Regions from separate parts of the Mus musculus genome. Here region 1 is linked to region 2. Evidence: chromatin loops called from intact Hi-C (ENCODE). Cell type or tissue: heart. All regions are shown on one strand.

What was found. Hi-C counts contacts between places; a loop is a spot of excess contacts. Peaks named below come from ENCODE experiments on the same cell type or tissue, not always from the same donor. Only the 100,000 strongest peaks of a DNase experiment are listed, where the experiment ranks them.
Region 1: it touches region 2 in a loop (2.4-fold over the local background); 7 of 42 quality-filtered maps call a loop at or near these places.

What each region holds. Positions count from the first base shown.
Region 1 is chr7:131,035,587-131,039,586 of GRCm38, forward strand. Dmbt1 (deleted in malignant brain tumors 1) reads left to right here. Exons shown (of 48, transcript NM_001347632.2): 3 at 3,431-3,463. Among named protein-coding and RNA genes, the nearest start is that of Dmbt1, 5.5 kb to the left of the region's middle. In heart, no CTCF peak of the experiment used is centred here; no DNase peak of the experiment used is centred here; H3K27ac peaks cover 456 bases.
Region 2 is chr7:130,913,130-130,917,129 of GRCm38, forward strand. Plekha1 (pleckstrin homology domain containing, family A (phosphoinositide binding specific) member 1) reads left to right here. Exons shown (of 13, transcript NM_001346515.1): 13 at 1-365. Among named protein-coding and RNA genes, the nearest start is that of Mir7061, 6.9 kb to the left of the region's middle. In heart, a CTCF peak has its summit at 2,043 (motif pointing left); no DNase peak of the experiment used is centred here.

The DNA.
Region 1 (4,000 bases), 120 kb after region 2:
CTCTTGTTTCTGGCTTTGGGCTACTGATGGAATAGGGGTTGGATCTGCTTCCTGTTGCTGGGATCACACACAGGCTCTAAGCAACTTGGAGGAGGGAAGGTCTCTTTGGCTTACAGGTCACCATCCATCATTGAGTGAAGCCAGGGCAGGACCTGGAGGCAGGAACTGAAGCAGAGGCCATGGAGGAGCCCTGTTTGCTGGCTTTCTGACACATGCTTAGCTAGTGTCTTATACAGCACAGGCTCACCTGCCCAAGGACAGTGGGCTGCCCTTGCCCTGACAATTATCCATCAAACCAATCCACACAGACAGGGCCACAGGCAATTCTGATCTGGGCAACTCCCAGATTGAGAGTCCTTTACTTGACTTAGTTGGAGCTATGTTGACAGTGGAGATAACGAGGACAAATGGCCAGCATTGCTGCTGCTGCTTGGGGAGAACCCAACAAAATTGTTGGGCACAGAAGTCAGGGGTGGAGTAGAGAGGAGAGATGTGGGTATCAAGCTGTTGGGTATACCCCACCAATCCCCACCCTTCCCCTTCACTCTTCTCTCTGCCCTCAGTCACGTGATGGGTGAACTTGGCTTTAGCCTCCTGTCTGTAGGGCTAGTGAAAAACAGTCACTGTTTCTTTCTTCCAAAATTAAATATTGCACATAATCAATGCTCAGATATTATAGGTAATATGTGCTATTATCAAAATACCTTCTTGGCAGGAACTCCAGGGAAAGCTTTTTGACCAACTCCCAGAAAGGAACAAACCAAGGCTGGCAATTCTCTAGTGGGACCAATCAGAGAGTGACCAGCAGAGGGTAGTAAGTTTGCGTCCTGCAGACACAGGGCCTTCTTTGGGAACACCTTGGAAGGTTCAGGTTTCCTTTGCCAATCCCCATAGCACCCTCTGAAGATCTCCAACAACAGTAACTGTCTGATCCTCTTACCTTGTCTCCACTTCCTCTCACTCTCAGATCTCAGAGTTCTCACAACCACAAAGGAGCCACCGAAGGGTACACTCAGAATGGGCTCCTGCTGTCAGGATGCAGAACCTGTTTTTTTCCTGCTATCACATAGCTGCTGTCTGTTTCCTCTCACAACACAGCACAGATATAATTGTGAGAGACATAAGGCCAGCACTCCACACAGAAGCATGCTGCCTGACCAGTCATGTGCATTCTTACAGTGCGAGAGTAGACTGGAGGGCTGGAGAGAAGACTGCTGTTAGATGGACTCCATTGTAACCTTGACCCTGATGAAGATGGAGTGGATGCAGAAGCACCCTTGTGGGTGTGTGAGTGTGTGTGTGTGTGTGTGTGTGTGTGTGTGTGTGTGTGTGAGAGAGAGAGAGAGAGAGAGAGAGAGAGAGACAGAGAGACAGAGAGAGAGACAGAGACAGAGACAGAGAGACAGAGACAGAGTCTCACCATGTAGCCCTGGCTGGAATTCCTCATGCAGACCATGTAGACCTTGATTTGCATAAACCTACCTGATTGTGTCCCAGTAGTGCAGGGATTAAAGGTGTGAGCCATCATTCCTGGACTTTGAGAAAGCAGTTTGGGACAGGGAAGTAACTAAAATATATAGGTGTTTTTTCAAAATAAAACTTAAGGAGCAGCCACTGGTCATGGGTGGGTCGTCGGGACAGCCCTGGGCATGACTTCAGAGACTATGGGCAGGTCTGTGATAAGCAGCATTAGATAAGAGCTAGACAGAGGCAAAGTTGAGTGGAGATGTCACAGAGAGGTCACAGAGCAGGGCAGGTTGGAGAGGAAAGAGGTACAGCCTAGTGGGTGAGCCTTAGTGAGAGCTGAGAGTGAAGGTGGAAAGAAACAGACATCAAATGTGATGTCCAAGTTCCAGCACACTTGTGGCTGTGCATGGTAGCATCAAAGATCCCAATGAAATACTGAGTTTAGAGTGGTTGACATGGATATCCTGGATACTGATGGAGTGATATCCAGTGTGAGTCTGGAGTTCTACACTGGGACTGTCAGGGCTAAATAAGGACTAAAGAGGTGACCTTGAGAGACCCTTGTCTAGGATGTTTCCAGAGGATATGGGGAAGAGGATACTAGGAAGACGATGTAGAAAGTAACCTTTTGGCTCCTAGGGTGGGGAATGACAAGTAAGACAGCCCTGCAGGCCAGGGGAGGAGAGGGTACATGGTGGTGCTGGCACAGGACACAGAAGCCACAGAGCCCAGCATGCCAAGAGAGCAGTTCCCGCTGTGTCAATGCAGGTTTGTCTCTGAGGCTGGTGAATGGCAGTGACCGCTGTCAGGGCCGGGTGGAGGTCCTGTACCAAGGCTCCTGGGGCACCGTGTGTGATGACAGCTGGGACACCCAGGATGCAGATGTCGTCTGTCAACAGCTCGGCTGTGGCCATTCTGTGTCAGCACCAGGAGGGGCCCATTTTGGAGAGGGCTCAGGGAACATTCTCTTGGGAGCTGTGCACTGCTCAGGATGGGAGTCCTACCTGTCCAGCTGTCAACATGACGGGTGGTACAACCATGACTGTGGCCACAGGGAAGACGCCGGAGTTGTATGCTCAGGTAGTGTTGTTGTGACCTCTAGATGTTGCACTATATGCCTAGGCAACATTGTGATTGTGTGTGTGCACACATGTCTGCCTGTGTGTGCATGTGTGTGTATGCATGTACTCACACAGCTTGAGTGTGCTTCTGCTATGAGTCATACCTTATTTAATGTCAGAGGCTCTATATCGCAGTCTCTGTTCATAGATGATGACATTGAGTGCTGAGAAGTCCCAAACTGGGAGGTGGTGAAGACAGATTTTTAGCTTCTGTCTCATCAGAGCTCACTGACACCATCACTCAGTGATGACTGGGACCAAGATTATCCTTGACCCTGAAGAGGATAAGGCGACTGCTGGTCCTTACCACCTAATTGTATAAAGCAAACGCAAAGCAATGAGTGGCCCATATGTCCTCTCTATTGGAGATTACATGATAAACAGAAATACACCATCTTGAGGGCGACAAATTCTCCCTAATCCTAATCCTAATTGATTATATGATGCTGGTATCCATTCAAATAAAGGCAGCTTTTAATCTACAAAGAAGGCACCCAGGGTTGCAGTCCATTGTATGTAGCCAAGAAGATTTCTAGTTCAACCACTGGTAGGCAGTTTTTATATCCTGGACTGTGCGCATGTCACAGGAAACAAAGAGTGACCGAGTGGATCACAGCCCACCTGAGAATGGCACTTATTCTCAGGACCATGGTCCTGCCAGCAGCCACACTGTGAGAGGCTCTATCTGCCCTTCCAGAATAATCCCTGGAAGTCACCTCTTTTGTTAGTTAGAGCCACTTTCTCAGGATTGTTTCAGCAATGGCAAATGTTTATAATGAGAGGTTATGTCTGGGTTCCTCAAGGTAGGACCAACACCCAGTGAACTCTTTCTCATTCTGCAGAAGTGTCCTATACAGCTGAACAAAGCACAGAAGGTAAGTTGTAGTAGGTTGTATCCCTGTGGCCTATTGTCCCCAGAACCCCCAGACTCACCTCCTATCAGAAGATGGGCAGAAGGAAGAGCATGTGGAGTCCTTAGCAACCAGGGAAATTTCCCAGTAAGGTCAGGCCTATAGCGGCGTATATGCCATGGATTATGGCCCTGAGTTGTGCAGGTTGGGGAGGATCAGCCAGAGGAGGCACCTTCAAGGGTCACCAAGGACTTCTTTTTTGTAGGGATTCCATTGACCAGTCTCAGTGCCCCGAGGTCCCCATGTTTCATCCACACCTTGGCCAGTCTAGGGAGCAGAATTTATAACTTCAGTGCCTGGAGAGGAAATCAAAACTCTGCTTAGCCAATGCCCTTGTCATTTCCTTTCATCTAAGGCCTTATAAAGCTACTCTGGATGCCTGAATCACCAACAAGGGACATTAAATATCCGGTTCCATCTCTTTGAGTTCCTCCAATGAGTGGTGTTGGTGGCACATCAGTACAGTTTAGACGCTGATGGCCTGGGCTTTGGGAAAGAAAA
Region 2 (4,000 bases):
TCAGCAGTTACGTTAGTTAATACCGTGTTATCTGCTGTATTTTCCCTGTGTGTATAATGTATCTCCTTTCAGAACAGGAATGTGCCTCCTAATGTTTACTGTTACCCTGCTGTCTCTGTATGTCCAGTCGGTGGAACACTGTAATGACTTGAGAATAAACTGCCCAGAGTTCATTTTCACTCACGTCCCCTTTTATTTGGTTCAGTGTTCATGTGAACAAATCAGTAGAACTGGTAAAAAACATTTTTGGTTAGTTCATTTACTTACCTTTCAGTAAACAGATTTCATTTCCAGGACAGCCAGGGTTAAAACAGAGAAACTCTGTCTTGAAAAGCCAAAAAATAAAAATAATTTTAAAAAGTTTCAGATCCTTGAATTCTTGGGGTTTGATGTTGCTATTTTTTTTTTTTTTGTTGTTGTTTTTGAGACATGGTATCACTTTGTAGTCTTGGCTGAGACTCAGTATGGAAACTGTGTTGGCATTGAACTCACAGAGATCCTCCTGCCTCTGCTTCCCGGGTGCTAGAATTGTAAAAGTGTATACCAGCAGGCCCAGCAGATCCGTGAATTCTTAAGACAGCTTCCTATGAAATTGTACAAAGAAAATGTGTGTTCAGAAAGCTTGCTCTTTTTACTTAAACAAAAACATATTCTGAAAATTAGATGTGGGAGTTGCCTGTGAAGCATGTTGGAGTCATCGAGCTGCATGGAGCCCCAGCTTACCGGTCAGGCTGACGGAGATCCCATGCTGCCTACACCTGTGGGGAGGAGTGGGCGGGGCTGAGATGTGCAGTCAGCCCCCAAACAAGTGCTCCAGAGCCTGCCTTCTGAAGTCTTCCTAATGGTAATGGGCTGTTGTGACCTGTGTGTCTAGAGCCCAGCCCAGTGCCTGCTGCCTGCCCAGAGTAAACACTTATCCGCTGAGCCGAGGACCGGGCCACTAATAGAAAATATATTGGCATACGTTTATAATTCGATTGAATTATATTCAATTTAGTCACCTGAAGTTTTAGAATTTCCAAAGACACCAGCAGTGATTTTAGATGTCTCCTTTTGTTCCTTGTGTCTAGTTCATTGTCAAATCCTGCTTTATTTCCCCATCTTCCTGACCATACCTCTGAAATGCAATGCACAATTGGGCCTGTCAGCAGTTCCTTATGGATGGGAGAGTAGCTGTGTGCGTGTGTGCGTGCATGCGTGTGTGCGTGCGTGCGTGTGTGTTTCTTCAGTGGTATACCGACTGAAAAATTGACTATGATCCAGTAAATGTCATCCCACCAATACACATGGAAGCAGCCTTTGTATAGTTAAACTCAGCGGGTCACACAAAAAGTCATGAAAGTAAAAGAGAATATAAGAAGGGTTTCAGCGTGGTGGCACATGCCTTTAATCCCAGCGCTCAGGAGGCAGAGGCAGGTGGATTTCTGAGATGAGGCCAGTCTGGTCTACAGAGTGAGTTCCAGGACAGCCAGGGTTTCAACAGAAGAGTGAGGGTGATAGAATATTGAAAAGGTAACAGGTAAGAAATGACTAATATAATGACTTCTTATATGCTATTGCTTGGGGGGTGGGGGGACTGGAGAACTCAGCAGTTAAGATTATGCAGAGGACCTGAGTTCAGTTCCCAACACCCACCTGTAACTCTAACTTGAATGAGAATGCCTCCTTAGGCTCCCGTATTTGTATGCTTAGTCTGCTGGTGAACTGGAAAGATTAGGAGGTGTGGCCTTGTTGGAGGAGTTCTGTCACTGGGGGTGAAGCCCACACCATGCCCACCCCTCCCTGTTGCCTTTGGATCAGATATAAGCTCTCAGCTACTACTGAAGTCCTGTCTTCCACAAGTGTTCATGTGTGTGTGTCCATGCCCATGTACATGTACACAGACACACAAAAATGATAGACATAAAAATGTTTAAATGACTTGAACTGAAAAATATTGCTGACCTGGTTAGTGTTTATAATGTTAATTGGTGAAATCCCAGTGGTCCACTGTACGGACATTAAAAGGAGTAACTTACTGTTCGTGTGATAACAGTGCCACCTTCTGGTATTGGTTGCTACATTTAACGTAATCTGACATCTACTTCACAGGAAGGAGAGAAGATACGTAGCAGCATAGGATAGCTTTGAAATTCATAGAAATGTTAAATCACCTTTCCCAAATAATAACTTTTGTAGAGGTAACTGTAGCCTCACATTCATAAGAAATAATCTAGAGAAGCTGGGATGTCTGTAGCAAGATGCTATCTTATCAAAAGATAGACTATAGGACATGTTGTATGCCCTTCACTCAGTTTTTCCAGTAATCCCACATAAAGACATAGTGTAGAATTGTAACCATGAACTAGGCTAGTGCTTAGTGGCAGTGCTTACCCACTGAGCCATCTTGATGGCTGATCAGGCTTGGGACCTAGCTTTAGAGAGTAGATAGGCAATAATTTTACATATGTGACCAGTGGGGCGTTTGCCTTTTAACCTCTTGGGGTTGGGATCGGATTATTTTTCCATGTGCTACAGACCCAAGGAGATAATGGAATTTGCCCAGTGTTATAGAAAGTTAAACATGATAAAATCTAGTGTGGAAAACTACCCACCTAGAGGCCGAGATGGTCAAAGAATGATGGTATAGTAAGAAGCAGTGTGGCAAAGAGGATTTCTAGAAAACCCCTGAAGAACTTGTGGATACATGATAAGGAGTGAGTAAATTGATTTGCAGTTTTTTGTTTTGGTTTTGGTTTTTTTTTTTTTTTTCGAGACAGGGTTTCTCTGTATAGCCCTGGCTGTCCTGGAACTCACTTTGTAGACCAGGCTGGCCTTGAACTCAGAAATCCACCTGCCTCTGCCTCCTGAGTGCTGGGATCAAAGGTGTGCGCCACCACGCCCGGCGATTTGTAGTTTTGATGGCTCAAAAAGGGATTGAGAATAAAGTCATTATCTTCAAGGTTCAAGGCTCCCAAGCTATGATACACAAATCTCTCCTTGCCCTAGTTTTTTTCAGAGGGAGAGGTAAGGAAGGGAAAGAATGTGAAGGGACTTTCCATGACCCAGGAGCTTGCCCCAGTTAAATCCTCCCACCCCTCATTCACTGTCCTAATGTGTTTTTCTGCACCATGATAAAACACCCTGACAAATTAGTGTAAGGGAGACAAGGTGTATTGAGCTCACATTTCCAGGTTACAGTCTATCACTGTTGAAAGTCAAGACAGCAGGAACTTGAAGCAACAGAACAGACAAATCACATCTGCAACCAAGAGCTCTCTGCTCTTGATTGCAGATGTGATAGCATCCAGATGCTAGCACTATACAATCCAGTATACTCTACCCAGGGAATAGCACCACCCAGAGTGGACAGATCTTCCAACTTCAGTTAACATAGTCAAGACAACCAATATGGATATGCCTACAGGCAGTCCCTCATTGTGACCCCTTTTCAGATGACTCAACATTTTGTCTAGTTGACAAATCAAAGTTAACCATCACATTTATTTCCAATGGGAGCCTTTGGTCCCAGGAACATCTGTGCACAGTAACCATCATGTATATCTAGCTCATAATTTTGGTTCCTGTAGGGACTGCTGTCACTGAGGACGCACCCAGATCAAGTTCTCAGCACAAAGAGGGACAAAGGGCAGGGGACAAAAGACAAAAGACAGGAGGTAGAGGATAAGGGTAAAGGGGTGACAAGGGATGGGGGTGGGGGAGGTGGGAAAAGGATTTTTATCATGGTGCAGGGATGGGAGTGGGGCACCAAAGGACTGCCTCTGGATAGGAGACAGATGTGGCATATAGGAAAATGGTGCTTTATAAAGGTACAAGGGGAAACCCCATGTTAGGATGAGGCATTTAATTTTAATTGGGCATGTTAATTAGGTGAGCCAAAGGAGGCTTTTGATTGCTGGACTTCAATGCTTTGATAGCTCATCCTTGGTAGTCGGTCTCAGGAGGAAGAAGTGGCCACATAAGGGAATAGATCTTGGGGGTATAGCTTTAGGAATGTAGT